2 separate regions of the Homo sapiens genome follow, and region 2 is linked to region 1. Evidence: chromatin contacts called from ENCODE POLR2A ChIA-PET data. All regions are on one chromosome and are shown on one strand. Each heading gives the region's core, a stretch centred on a gene start or an enhancer-like site at or near the end of the contact. The rest is flanking DNA. Distances are from core to core; before and after follow the strand shown.

The links. ChIA-PET counts read pairs that join two places held with the same protein, here RNA polymerase II (POLR2A).
Region 2: POLR2A ChIA-PET joins it to region 1 with 12 read pairs in Panc1. The contact joins the promoter of LYZL2 here to the enhancer-like site in region 1. POLR2A ChIA-PET finds 5 or more read pairs at or near these places in 2 of 52 experiments (Panc1 and activated T-cell).

What each region holds. Positions count from the first base shown.
Region 1 is chr10:30,549,075-30,556,778 of GRCh38, reverse strand. It overlaps LOC105376478 (a long non-coding RNA gene), which reads right to left. Exons shown (of 2, transcript XR_007062102.1): 2 at 2,171-2,825. It also overlaps the pseudogene RN7SL63P. Among named protein-coding and RNA genes, the nearest start is that of LYZL2, 77 kb to the left of the region's middle. RefSeq lists a silencer at 2,625-2,919 and an enhancer at 3,396-4,008. Within about 2 kb of position 3,523, at least 26 of the 41 ENCODE cell types and tissues checked have a DNase peak (open chromatin) inside an H3K27ac peak, as active enhancers do.
Region 2 is chr10:30,625,142-30,632,845 of GRCh38, reverse strand. LYZL2 (lysozyme like 2) reads left to right here and starts at 3,093. Exons shown (of 5, transcript NM_183058.3): 1 at 3,093-3,253; 2 at 5,906-6,069; 3 at 6,583-6,741. The coding sequence starts at 5,931.

The DNA of each region.
Region 1 (7,704 bases), core at 2,274-4,773:
ATAATATAAAAAAACTTAGGCTGAGTGCGGTGGCTCACTCCTGTAATCCCAGCACTTTGAGAGGCTGAGGCAGGCAGATCACCTGAGGTCGGGGGTTTGAGACCAGCTTGGCTAACATGGTGAAACCCCGTCTCTACTAAAAATACAGTTAGCTGGACATGGTGGCGCATGCCTGTAATCCCAGCTACTAGGGAGGCTGAGGCAGGAAAATCGCTTGAAACTGGGAGGTGGAGGTTGCAGTGAGCCAAGATCATGCCATTGCACTCCAGCCTGGGTAACAGAGCAAGAATCCATTTCAAAAAAAAAAATCATAAATACTTATTGAACAAGCACTCCTATGTCAAAAGCAGAAGAATCCACTTGCCCAACAGGATTAGCAAATGATGAATAATTTCCTGAGTTTTTGAGGAATCTGAGCATGCAGTGTATAGCTGTCTCCTACCTTGCTAAGTTCCCAGTCTCTACAAAAACAGGAGGCTTTTCTTCTCCCCCTCATGGTGTACCCAGCTCTTTTGATCCTATTTTCCTCCCTTTAACTTGGCATCTGGCCCCTCCCCAAAATGAAGCTAAAAATCCCCTCCCCTCTATTACATAGAGGAATTCAGCTTGGCCCCAGCTACAGTTCTCCAATTGCACACGCCATTCATCACAACTCTCAGTACAGAGAGACCCCCCACCGAAGCCACCAGCACCATCTCTCCTCAGAGGGGAGTTCAGCCAACTGGATGTTTTGAGTCTATGAGTTTACTCTTTGAGATTTCCTGACACCACAGTTTCCAATGTTCCTTCCAGACACAGACAATCCTCTCCTCCCAAGAAACTCAGGTGTGGCTAGGCATGGTGGTGCACACCTGTAGTCCCAGCTACTTGGAAGGCTGAGGTGTGGTGGTACACATGTGTAGTCCCAGCTACTCCGGAGACTGAGGCCAGAGGATCGCTTGAGCCCAGCCAGGAGTTTTGGGCTGCAGTGCGCTGTGCTGATTGGGTGTCCACACTAAGTTCATCACCAATATGGTGAACTCCCTGGAGCCGAGGACCAACAGGTTGGCTAGGGAGGGATGAATTGGCCCAGGTTGGAAATGGAGCAGGTCAAAATTTCCATGCTGATTAGTAGTGGGATGGTGCCTGCGAATAGCCACTGCACTCTGGCCTGGCCAACATAGCAAGACCCTGTCTCTAAAAAAATAAGTAAATACAAGAAACTGGTGTAAACTGTTCTCTTCACTCTGTTACATGTAAATGTAAGGAAAGAGAATGGAAAAACTATTTTAACATGGATTATCTCAAAGTGGTGAAATTGTGAGAGTTTTTTACTTTCTTCCTTTTGTTCATCTGTATCGTCTAAATGTTCTATAAGATGAATATCTGTTTAATACATTTTATCTTTCTTAAAAGATTGTGTTGATGACTAAAAAGTTAACATGTGTAACAATGCCAGCAAAGCTGAATTTTTACTTAAAAGTTACAGCCGGGCCAGGCAAGATGGGTCATGCCTGTAATCCCAGCACTTTGGGAGGCTTTAGTGGGTGGATCACCTGAGGTCAGGAGTTGGAGACTAGCCTGGCCAACATGGCAAAACCCATCTCTACTAAAAATTCAAAAATTAGCTGGGTACGGTGGCAGGTGCCTGTAATCCCAGCTACTTGGGAGGCTGAGGCAGGAGAATCACGTGAACCCGGGAGGCGGAGGTTGCAGTGAGCCAAGATTGCGCCATTGCACTCCAGCCCGGGTAACAACAGTGAGACCCTGTCTCAAAAGAAAAATTACAGCTGGGTGTGGTGACTCATACCTGTAATCCCAGCACTTCAGGAGGCAGAGGCAGGAGGATCACTTGAGCTCAAGAGTTCAAGACCAGCCTAGGCAACAAAGTGAGAACCCCCTCCCGTCTCTACAAAAATAATAATAATAATAACAATAATAAATAAAACTGAAAAAATAAAAATATATATTTTATGGAGAAAGGTGTACACATGTTATCTAAAAGTGAAGAAGCATAAAAAGTTTCATATTCATTTTGTTTCTCTCTGTCTGTTCAATTCTTATAGCTTCATTGTTTAATTTCCTCACATCTTTTTTGGGAGAATGTTATTTAACAAGGATTCTGGTAACTGTAGCGGAACTGGCAAAGGGGCGGTTTGTAATCAGCACATTGCTTGTATAATCCACGGGGTTGTAACCATTCAGGAAGGAACTTCCTGTCCTTTATTTAATTAAAGCAACTTTTCTTGAAAAACAAAACAAAACCTCTTTTCTAACTAGCATTTACATGAAGAGTTGCCTACGTTAAAAGACACAGCAACCTGTGAAGAGAAATATTTAAGCTAATGTGTTCCATCGTGCTGGTGAGCACTTTCAAAGGAGTGCATGAAAGATATCACAGCCTCACAAATGCAGAGAAAAGCCTCCCTTGGCCACTGCTGATCAGGAAGTGAGACTTTGTCCTCCCCACAGTGGTAAGAGCCTCTGGGAAATTTACTCTGGGCTGTGTATCTATCACTTGCTCTAAATCAACAAATTTGTAATTGATTATGTCACATTTCAGCTATACCTAGCCGGCTGGATTATCTTCCTCATGGCCAAAAGGAGACTAGACATGGAAGGCAAATTGCAGTTAGATGAATTTAACCAGCTTTCTCTACACCGCATGAAGCCAGCGACTGTGAGGGCTCTGCTACGCGGCTGAGCGGGCTGTGCAGGCATTGCCAAGGTCTCCTCCCTTGTTGACGTTCCCTGCTCGTCTTCACGTGATCCCATCTCAGGGCTCTGCCGTCCACGCCCTCACCAAGCTGGATCCTGGAAGTCATGCAATTCCTTCTTCCTTACTTCTGTAAACCAAAAAGTGTCTGAGACAGATCTCAGTCAACTTAGAGGTTTATTTTGCTGAGGTTGAGGAAACACTCAGGAAAAAAGAAACACGAGTTACAATAGGATTTGTGTTCTCTGCTTTTTTCCAAGGAGAGTTTTGAGGACTTCAATATGTAAAGGGGGAAGAGTGGGCAGGAGGAGAAGGAGAGAAGAAAAAGAAGGGGGTAGGATAGGCAATGAGCCAGGTGGTCACATTCTCATGAGGCCTTGAATAGCACTCACTGAATCCACACTTTACATGTGAAAAGATAGGAGGGAGGGGAAAGTCATATAATTATCTTGCTGAGTAAATCTACATTTTACGTAAGATAAAGTCAGCACATGAAATTACAGCTATCCCTTGGGAACGAAAGGAACACAGTTTTGCTTTGTTTTTCTCTTGTCTCAGTTCCCAAGCTTAACTTTTCCCTTTGGCATTGTGAGTTTGGGGTCTTGAGATTTTCTTTTCCTTTCACACTTCCCCCACCAATTAATGGTAAGTCAGCCAGTTTAGCAGACTAAACATTTCTAACTTACCTCTTTTTCAATTTCTGCTAACACTGCGCTAATTCACTTCCTTATTCTCTAGGACAGGGGTCCCCAACCCCCAGGCCATAGACCAGTACTGGCCTATCAGGAACTGGGCCACACAGCAGGAGGTGAGCAGCAGCAAGCAAGCAAAGCTTTATCTGAATTAACAGCCGCTCCGCATCACTTGCATTACTGCCTGAGCTCCACCTCCTGTCGGATCAGCGGCAGCATTAGATTCTCATGGGAGTGCAAAACCTATTGTGAACTGAACATCTGAGGGAGCTAAGTTGCATGCTCCTTATGAGAATGTAATTCCTGATGATCTGTCACTGTCTCCCATCACCCCCAGATGGGACCTTCTAGTTGTGAAATGGCTCCATTTTCTGGGGTATATACCTTGACTCTTGGTCTCGGTTGAGAAGGAATTCAGGACACAGACACACATGAGGAGTGGGTTTTGGAGCAGAAAGTTTAATAGAAAAAAGAAGAAAAGAGGCCGGGCACGGTGGCTCATGCCTGTAATCCGAGCACTTTGGGAGGCCGAGGTGGGCGAATCACTTGAGGTCAGGAGTTCAAGACCAGCCTGGCCAACATGGTGAAACCCCATCTCTACTAAAAATACAAACATTAGCCAGGCATGGTGGCAAGTGTCTGTAATTCCTGCTACTTGGGAGGTTGAAGCAGGAGCATTGCTTGAACCCAGGAGGCGGAGCTTGCAGTGAGCCGAGATAAGGCCACTGCACTCCAGCCTGGGTGACAGAGCGAGACTCCATTTCAAAAAAAAAAAAAAAGGAAGAAAAGAGAGAGAAAAAGCTTCCTCATGCTAAGAAAGCCCAAAAGAGAGTCTCCAAGTGGGAAAAAGAACCAGCTGGTGCAAATGCGTGGAGTTTTATAGTCATGTTTGAGGAGGCAGTCTCTGATTTACATAGGGCTCATAGATTAGTTTGATCAGTTATGATGTCTACATAGTGTTTGGGGAAGGCTGGTTGCCCCACCCTAATCTTATCACACAAATGGCCATTCCAGTTGATCAGTGCCATTTTGTCTGCTTCTTACTGGACACGTGGCTGACAAAAGAAGGGAAGATGGAGCCGCCATCTTGAATATAATCGGCGCAACTGCCAGTATCAGGTCTGCAGCTCGATTTTACAGGCTGCTCTTCATTAGAAAGGAAAATGATTTGGGGCTGCTTTTCACTAAAAATAAAAGTTTTACCGAGGACTCCCATACTCTTACTATCTGCCTAAGTAATTTCTTCTTAACTCCTAAATCAGTTGCAGGAAAACAAGCTCAGGGCTCCCACTGATTGAACATTGCAGTGAATTGTATAAGTATTTCATTGTAATAATAACAGAATGTTATACATTGTACATTCTTAATGTTATACATTGTACATTGTTATACATATATACATGTATAATGTTATACATTGTACATTGTTATACATATATACATGTATAATGTTATACATTCTTAATGTTATACATTGTACATTATTATACAATGTAATACATTGTACATTATTATACAATGTAATACATTGTACATTATTAATACAATGTAATAATAATAGAAATAAAGAGCACAATAAATGTAATGCATTTGAATCATCCTGAAACCACCCCCACCCCAGTCTGTGGAAAAATCGTCTTCCACAAAACCAGTCCCCTATGCCAAAAAGATTGTGACCACCAATTGAGCAGATATACAAAGGTAACAGCCTCCCAGTCAGTGTTCTTGCCCCTCAAATCCACCATCACATCCTACATCATTATTGCTTCACTTAAAACCTTCCAACGGCTCTTTATGCATTAGGAGATGAAATTTCATTCCTTAGCCAGGAGTAGTGACTCATGCCTGTAGTCCCAGCACTTTGGGAGGCCAAGGCAGGAGGATCCCTTAAGCCCAGGAGTTCAAGACCAGCCTGGGCAGCACAGTAAGACCTCATCTCTACAAAATTACAAAATTTACTGGGTGTGGTGGTGCGCACCTGTAGTCTCAGCTACTCAGGAAGCTGAGGTGGAAGGGTTGCTGGACCCTGGGAGGTCGAGGCTGCAGTGAGCCATGATCGTGCCACTGCACTCCAGTCTGGGTGACAGAGTGAGACTCTGTCTCAAACAAACAAAAAAAATATTGCTCCTCAACATCGTTCTCTGGGGCTTCCAGCCACTGGCCAGGTGCACCCTGTCCGTGGTCTTCCCACCACATCCCGCCCCACACTGCACACTTCCTGCATACATCTGCTTCTGGGCACTGCGTTTTGGCTCACGTGCTCCTGCTCCTATCACCCCATGCACATCCCACATGCTGTTCACAACTAACTCCTACTTGTAATTTACCACTTAACTCAAACATCTCCTCCTCCAGGAAGCCCTTCTTATTTGCACACACCCCAAACACACTCATAGGCCTCTGACTCCCATAAGGCCATGTGCACATGCCTACTATTATACTTAGCATATTGAATTAACATTATTATTATTATTTCGAGATGGAGTCTCACTCTGTCACCCAGGCTGGAGTACAGTGGCACAATCTCGGCTCACTGCAACCTCCGCCTCCCCGGTTCAAGCAATTCTCATGACTTAGCCTCCCAAGTAGCTGGGATTACAGGTGCCCACCACCAAGCTGAGCTAATTTTTGTATTTTCAGTAGAGACGGGGTTTTGCCATGTTGGCCAGGCTGGTCTCAAACTCCTGACCTCAAGAGATCCACCTGCCTCTGCCTCCCAAAGTGCTGGGATTACAAGCGTGAGCCACCACACCCGGCCTGAATTAATATCATTTTGCTATCATCATCTTTCTTTCTTGAAGGCAGAATCTATTTGGATTCTCATGGCCTAGCATAGAGCCAAATATATAGAAAATTCTCAATGAATATTTAGTGATGGAATGCGTGAATGTAAAAGAGCCACATGATGTTAAAGTTTGTTTAAATGAGGCAAGATTTTTTAGGTAGAATAAAATGAGTCTTTTTTCCTTTCTTTTTTTTTTTTTTTTTTTTTTTTTTTGAGACAAAGTTTCACTCTGTTGCCCAGGCTAGAGTGCAGTGGTGTGATCGCAGCTCACTGCAACCTCTGCCTTCCAGGTTCAAGCAATTCTTCTGCTTCAGCCTCCCGAGTAACCGGCACTACAGGTACACACCACAATGCCTGGCTCATTTTTTTTTTTTTTTTTTTTTTAGTAGAGATGGGGTTTCACCATGTTGGCCAGGCTGGTCTCAAACTCTGACCTCAGGTGATCCACCCGCCTCGGCCTCACAAAGTGCTGGGATTACAGACGTGAGCCACTGTGCCTAGCCGAAAAAAAAAAAATGAGTCTTAAACGGAGGATGCATTTTGGTAATGAACTTTCCGGGATAACTGATATGCAAGAAGTCTGCAGTTAATTTTCCTACCATGCAATTCTGCTTTTTTTTATCACATTACCACCCCTATAATACTGAAGACAGAATTTGATACAGAGATTTGTGTAAATGATATCTATAATTTCAGACAATTATTATAATATAAAAATTGTATATTTAACTCTTGGGAGAAAATTAAGGAAAATATTAAGAAATCTAAATATTTTTCTTTCCTAATTAAGGGATATCTTCAAGAAAGCAAAAAGAGGGGCCGGGCGTGGTGGCTCACGCCTGTAAGCACTTTGGATGGCGGAGGTGGGCGGATCACCTGAGGTCAGGAGTTCAAGACCAGCCTGTCCAACACAATGAAACCCTGTCTCTTCTAAAAATACCAAACTAGCCGAGTATGGTGGTGCATGCCTGTAATCCCAGCTACTCAGGAGGCTGAAGCAGGAGAATCGCGTGAACCTGGGAGGCGGAGGCTGCAGTGAGCCAAGATCATGCCATTGCACTCCAGCCTGGGCAACAGAGTGAGACTCTGTCTCAAAAATAAATAAATAAATAAATAAATAAATAAATAAATAAATAAATAAATAAATAAAAATAAAAAAGAAATGAAAAAGAGGAAATAATAGGTCTACATATGGAAGAACTACAAGAGCATCTATAGAGCATAGGAAATTTCAACATACTGGTATTACCCCAAGTAGAAAGGAATTTGTGCAGCGTTAACATATCTAAAAAGTACAAGTTGCTGTAAGAGAAACTGGAAACAGAAGAGACAAAATAGAAGGAGAAGAGAGATCAGAGACAAAACTGGAATGACTGAGGAAATTCTTTTCATTCGGTTTTCAGGAAAAATAAGTTGATGATATGTTAGAACAGAACACCAGCACTGCTCTATTGAGTCTTTAGGAACTCTGAGTGGATGGATGCTCTGGTCTGATTCTCTTGCTGATTTTATTCTACATTGGCATAATCTGT
Region 2 (7,704 bases), core at 1,844-4,343, 76 kb before region 1:
TCATCTTGGTTGCTTCCATTTTTTAGTGATTATGAATAAAGTTGCTATAAACATTGGTTAGCTTGTTTTTGTGTGAACGTAAGTTTCTGATTCACTTGATTAAATACCTAGGCGTGTGATTGTTGATTTATATAAGTCTGTGTTTAACTTTATAAGAAACTGCCAAACCGTTTTCCAAAGTGACTGTACCACTTTGCATTTCCACCAGTGATAAATGGGAATTCTTACGGTTCTCTGTCTTCATCATCATTTGGTGTCGTCTGATTGATTTTAGCAATTCTAATCAGTGAGAAGTGATATCTAATTGTGGTTTTAATTTATACTTCCCTGGTGACAATGATATTGATCATCTTTTCATATGCTTATTTGTCATTTGGATTTCTTATATGATGAAGCGTCTGCTTAAATCAGTTGCCCATTTTTTAATTGGGTCATATGTTTGCTTATGGTAAAATTTTAAGAGTTCTTTATATATTCTGAATACAAGGCTTTCATCAGACATGTGATTTATAAATATTTCTTCCAGTCTGTAGCTAGTCTTTTCATTCTCTTAACAGTGTCTTTCAAAGAGCAAACATTTTTAATTTTGATCAAGTCCAACTAAACGTTTTTTTTTTCTTTCATGGATTGTGCTTTTGTTGTTGTGTCTAAAATGTTATTGCCAAACCCAAGTCCTGCTGATTTTCTATGTTTACTTATAGAATTTCATAGTTTCATTTTTTACTTTTATGTCTTTGATCCATTTTAGATTAATTTTTATATGAGATATAAGGTATGTATTCTTCAATATGCCTTCTTTTATTTTGTTGGTTTTGAACATGTGTTTTGAGCATAGACAGTCTTATTTTAGTACCATTTGGTGAAAAGAACATCATTTTTCCATTGAATTTAATTAGCATCTTTATAAAAAATGTTGTTGACTAAATATTCATAGATCTATTTCTGGGTTCTCTCTTCTGTTCCACTGGTCTATGGGTCTATCTTCCCACCAATATCATTCTCTCTTGATTACTACAGCTTTATATTGTCTTAAAATCATGTAGAATGAGTCCTTCAATTTTGTTCTTTTTCTGAATAGTTTTGTTTATTGTAGTCCATTTGCCCTTCCGTATAAGTTTTAAGATCATCTTATTGATATTTTCAAAACAATTTTCTGGGATTTTAATTGGAATTCCATTAAATCTATAGATTAAATCTTAACAACATAGAATTTTTAAATTCAGGAACATGGTATTTCTTTTCCACTTAGGTCTTCTTTAGTTTTTCATCTGTCTTACAGTTGTCAGAATATATATCCTGCACAGATTTTGTTAGGTTTACATTTAAGTACGTCATATTCTTGTGTGTGCTGTTGTAAATGATATTTTTTATTTTAGAAGAATCTAAAATATTTTGATTCCTAGTATATAAGAATAGAAATGGCTTTTGTATATTTACTATGTATCCGAAAACTTGCTAAACAAGCATTTTTGAAAAAAAAGACAATCTGTCTCTATTTTCTCATTGACTATAAAATTCCTATTTCAAAGCACTTTGAAAAAGATGTTTGAAGAAAAACCTATGTATTTTCTCGTATTATAGACAATTCACAAGAAAAAGCACACAGGCCAGATGCCGTGGATCATGCCTATAATTTCAGCACTTTGGGAGGTTGAGGCGAGCAGATTGCTTGAGATCAGGAGTTTGAGACCAGTCTGGCAGACATGGTGAAACACCATCTCTACTAAAAATACAAAAATTATCTGGGCGTGGGGGCACATGCCTGTAATACCAGCTACTCGGGAGGCTGAGGCACGAGAATCGCTTCAACCTGCGAGGTGGAGGTTGCAATGAGCCGAGATCACACTACTGAGCTCCAGCCTGGACAACAGAGGGAGACTCTGTCTCAATTAAAAAAAAAAAAAAAGAGAGAGAGAGAGAGAAAAAAGTCCACAAATGGCTTCTGAAGATAAGAAAAGATGCTCAGACAGCTTGAAATAAGGGAAGCTGAAATTGAAACTTTGCTGACAAATTATGTTTCATCTCTAATATTAGCAAATATCTTAACCTTTGGTAATAGGGTATGCTAGCCATCTTCGTCATACAAGCCCACGTGGAAGGCAATTTGGCAATATCTAGCAAAATTACAAAATTACAGTCCTTAACCCAGCAATTCAATTTCCAGGAATGTATCCTACAGATATTCTTGCAAATGTACAAATGACAAATGTACAAGATTACTAATTGTAATATGTTTATCATAGAAGAAAAAAATACCTTAAGTGTGAGTCAATATGGAATTGGCTAAATATGTTATATCTACACAATGTAATACTATATAAACTTAAAACTAGATTTCAACAAGATCTTTGCATTATTTGCAGATGGAATTTAATAAAATACAATAATTAGTTAGGTACAACTAACAACAAACTTATACTGAGATCTACATATTCCAATGAGAATTCATTTCAAATGTGTCATTAAATCTGAACACAGAAATAAATGGACCTTCAAACTAGCTCTTTATTGAGTCACAAAGTGTTAAGCCAAATTTTTAAAAAACAATGAAATCATGTTAATTATACATAAAAATTTTTTATTTCTTTTGTGGCCCTCCTTTGACAATATTTTATTAATTAACAATATAACTATAGCAAAGAAATGTGCTGTTAATTAATTTTTAATGTTAATTTCACCTCTCATTCATTTTCAGATTTTAGTTTTGTGTATGTTGATAATTTATGTAGCATATTAGTACAGAGGTACAGAAGTGTGATTTATAATTTAATATACATCTAAAGAGGATACATGCTTAACTTTATTAATGGAATTTGTGATAAAGTTTGCAGACTGTTGCCTTAGAGAAGAGCTCTCACTTGGACGGGAGGCCCTGGCCAAGTTGTGTAGTGAGGACAGTTGTTGAGAGGAAAAGAGAAAAAACGAGAGGTATTAAGGCCCAGAAGAGAGTTAGCACCTGCTTCAGAACACAAGCGTGCAGGATGATATAGCTTTTAGTGCCAAGAAGTAGAATTCTAGCATCTCTAGGTGGTGAGAAACAAAGGACTAAGAATTTTTCTTTCTCTAACACTCTAAAGAAAGGTTCTTGAGCTAGGAAAGGATTACTCGAGCCTTGTTAGAATCAGACATGGCTTCAGGGGATGCAGGACGCTCCCCTGAGCTGCCTGTCACCGACTAAGTGGAGCAGTGTTTCTTCCGCAGACTCAACTGAGAAGTCAGCCTCTGCGGCAGGCACCAGGAATCTGCCTTTTCAGTAAGACCTAAATTACTCTTATGAAGCCACCTGTCCCTGAGAACCAGCAATGGCAGGTTCTTGAAGGATGTAGAACATGATGCTTGGGGTTATCATTGCTACGGGTTTTGTTTTGACTTGTTTGAGATCAGTTAACATTCTAAGGCAGAGGATGGAAACCAACCTTATTTGTAAGCTCTGCATCTTTTTTTTTTTTTTTGAAACAGGATGTCACTCTGTTGCCCAGGCTGGAGTGCAGTGGCACAATCACAACTCACAACAGCCTCAACCTCCCAGCCTTAAAAGATCCTCCCACCTCAGCCTCCCAAACAGGTGGGACCACAGTCACACACCACTATGCCTGGCTAATTTTTGTGTATTTTGTAGTGACAGAGGTCTACCTTTGTTGCCCAGGCTGGTCTCAAACTCCTGGCTTCAAGCAATTTGCCCTTTTCACCCTCACAAAGTGCTGAGATTACAGGTGTGGGCCACCATGCCCAGCCTAAGCTCTGCATCTTAAACCTCGTTTGTCTGTCCCTCACAGCTTAGCACAATGCTGTACACCACGGACTGGCATGATCTCTCTGAAAAGGGCCAGATAATAATATGTTAGGCTTTGTGGTCTATACAGCCTCTAACACAGCTACTCAACTCTGCCACTGCAGCAGGAAATCAGCCACCAACAATATATTACCAAATGATGAGAGTAGCTATGTTTCAATAAAACTTTACATACAAAAGCGGGCCTGGTTTGCCCACGCTTGCTATTCACGTTTGTAATGTACATGCCCCTCATGCAATGCAGTTCCTTATCTTATTGCTTAGTCACCTTAAAGCCCTGCTTGTTACTCGGTGCGGTGGCCTTGCTGATGACTACTTATCCCTGTTTTGGGCCTAGCCTTTCAATGCAGGAATCCAGCCCCAGGGAGAGAAACTAATGACTAGAGAAGTTTCCAGGCAAGTGCAGAAAATGACACGGGATGAACATATGTAAGAACATCAAGTTCAGGATCCCGAGTAGTTGTCAGAAATTTCACTTCACCCCATCCCAGCAAGGCTGTTGTGTTTGGGGAAGACATTATTTTAAGAGGGGAGGAGATTGTGGAAAATCAGTAGGCAGCAGGAGACAGCGCTCTTGATCCTACTCCCATTTCAGACGATTCTATGGGGGCCTCTTTATTGTCCCTCTGCTCCCCCAGGTGCTTTCCTCCTTTCATGAGGCTTTGTCCTCCATCCCTCTTGCTCCCCAGTCAGGTGCCAGACTTTTAGGAGGCCGCCCGGAGCACTGGTTGTGAAGCTTAGCAAAGCAATGCATTTGCAATCTAAGATAAAACACTAGTACTTTGGAAGCAATGCTCCCACATTTTGAAATGCATCAAGAAAAGAAAAGGAAAGATTAGGTGCTTAATCTTCACCCTTCAATAAACCCCCAAACGATGAATCTTTTTTTTTTTGAGGCGGAGTCTCGCTCTGTCGCCCAGGCTGGAGTGCAGTGGCGCAATCTCCGCTCACTGCAAGCTCAGCCTCCTGGGTTCACGCCATTCTCCTGCCTCAGCCTCCCGAGCAGCTGGGACTACAGACACATGCCACCACACCCGGCTAATTTTTTTGTATTTTTAGTAGAGACGGGGTTTCACCGCATTAGCCAGGATGGTCTTGATCTCCTGACCTCGTGATCCGCCCGTCTCGGCCTCCCAAAGTGCCGGGATTACAGGCGTGAGCCACCGCGCCTGGCCTAGACGATGAATCTTAAAGTTTTCCATTCAGGTCCACGTGTATTTCATCTCTGGCTGAAATGGGGTGTCTGTTTCTACACACCCAGTTGATCCTTGAACAAATGTAGGGGTCGGGGTGCCAATGCCTGCTCAGTTGAAAATCTGCATGTAACTTTTGACTCCCCAGAAGCTTAACGACTAATAGCCTACTGCTGACTGGAAGCCTTACCAATAACATGAACAGCCAATAAACACATATTTTGTACGTTCTATGTCTATACTGGATTCTTACAATAAAGTAAGCTAGAGAAAAGAAAATGTTATTAAGAAAATCATAAGGAAGAGAAGATATATTTACTATTTGTAAATATTAACTATTTGTTAATAGTAAATATTTACTATTATATTATATTTACTATTTGTTAAGTGGAAGTGGATCATCATAAAGGGCTTCATCCTGGTGGTCTTCACACTGAGCAGGCTGAGGTGGAGGAGGAAGAGGAGGGGTTGGTCTTGCTGTCTCGGGGTGGCAGAGGCAGAAGAAAATTCACGGATAAATGGACCCACGCAGTTCAAACCCATGATGTTCAAGGGTCAGCAGTATAGGGAATGTTTCACCCCTGTATTCTATTTTTCATTCATAGAATTAAAATAGAAATCCTAAAAATGCCCCTTGTGGTTTTCACCTGGATGTGTATTAAGGAAGGTTAATTTTTTCACTTACTTAACCCTGAGAACACAGCATTGACTTGAAAGTTACTGTATGGAAAAGCATTAAGGAGACAGCCTGCAGTCACATTCCTTCCCTGGACCGTAGAGTGGCCGGTTTTCCCTGATGGTGGCACTGAATGACCAAAGTGACAGGCAGCATCTAGGCAGGGCTGTGCACAGTCACCGATGCTGGATTTCGAAGTTCCTGAATCAAGATCGTCTGACCTGTTCTCCGGCTCTTTGGCAGGTTCTGTCTCCGGCAGGCTTTGAGGATGAAGGCTGCGGGCATTCTGACCCTCATTGGCTGCCTGGTCACAGGCGCCGAGTCCAAAATCTACACTCGTTGCAAACTGGCAAAAATATTCTCGAGGGCTGGCCTGGACAATTACTGGGGCTTCAGCCTTGGAAACTGTGAGATTATTTCTTTCCTGCTCTCTTTCTGTCCTTGACCTTTCCCCTGAGATGTTGAAGGTCCTGGCTACACTCCCTGCTGTGTCTCCCCAACTACCCCTGCTCTGCCCTCACCACACCCAGGGGTGGCTGCTGGCCTAACTGTGGCTCTCTGGGTCTCCTCTCCTTCCTCCCCTGCCCCTCATTTCCTTATTCCTGGAGTCCTGTCCTTATGACACTAGCCAGGGAAGGGGAAAATAATGCCACCTCTGCTGGCATTGTGGGGAGTGGGGGGACCTGACTGTTGGTCTAGATTAGGCTCAGCCCCTGACTGGGTGTGCAGCTTCAGGTGTGCCATCCCAGCCCCTGATGTGCCCCTCGTGTGCCCCCTGGGCACATGCCCGCCCTGCCCTGCCCAAGGTGTATTGGGAGGAAGCAGTCAGGTAACAGGGATGAGGAAACTTGCCCTTAGACCAAGCTTAGAGCAAAAGATGGCACCTCCTTTGCTGGCGTTTCTGGCTTTCCCCCCTCCAGGGATCTGCATGGCGTATTATGAGAGCGGCTACAACACCACAGCCCAGACGGTCCTGGATGACGGCAGCATCGACTACGGCATCTTCCAGATCAACAGCTTCGCGTGGTGCAGACGCGGAAAGCTGAAGGAGAACAACCACTGCCACGTCGCCTGCTCAGGTGAGGCTCTGACTTTCCAGTGATGCCATCCTCAGGACCAGGTGAGAAAGCCGACAATGGGATCACCAACCATGTCTTGCTTTAACTAAAATTTGGAGTTCAGACTTGCAAATAGGTCTGTTCAAGATTGGTAAATTATGCAACAGTTTCCAAGGTGACACTCAGGATCCTGCGGCTGACTTGTCCAAAGATGACTTATTCCTTGTAGACAGTTTTATGAAGCCCTCCCCTAAAGCAGGGGGATGGACAAACAACCCTACTGTGCTTTCATGTATAGAGATATTTGATGTCTTCAGTAAGAAAAAGGAAGCTGCCTGCCAGCTGCTTTCCATAAGCAATTCACTCAAAGGATGCAGTTTGTACTTCTTTGAGCAGAATGAGATGAATACAATTTACGTTTCTTTCTCTTTTCTCTTTTTTTGAGACAGGGTCTCACTCTGTTGCCCAGGCTGGAGTGTAGTGGTGCGTTCATAGCTCATTGCAGTCTTGACCTCCATGACTCAAGCAACCTTCCCTCCTCTGGGTGGCTGGAACTACAGGCATATGCCCAGCTATTTTTATTTTTGTTTTTTTTTGTAGAGACAGTCTGTCTGTGGGGTCTTGCTATGGGGTTCTCTCCCAGGCTGGTCTTGAACTCCTGGCCTAAGGTGACTGTCTGACTTCACTCTTGTACCTTACATGGCAAAAGGGACTTTGCAGATGTGAGGAAGGATCTGAGCCTGAGCAAGAGAGATTATCCTGGGCAATGTGGGTGGAGCCAATCCAATCTCATGAGTCCTTAGAAGGAGAGAATCTTGTCCAACATACCGAGTCATTAAAATATCATTGAATTCACTTAGAAAGGAATTAAGTTTCTAATGCTGCCCTAAAAAATTACCACAAACTTGTGGCTTAAACACCGCAAAATTTCCTTACAGTCCTCTAGGCTGGAAGAGTGCCAGCGGATTCACAGGGCTGAAGTCA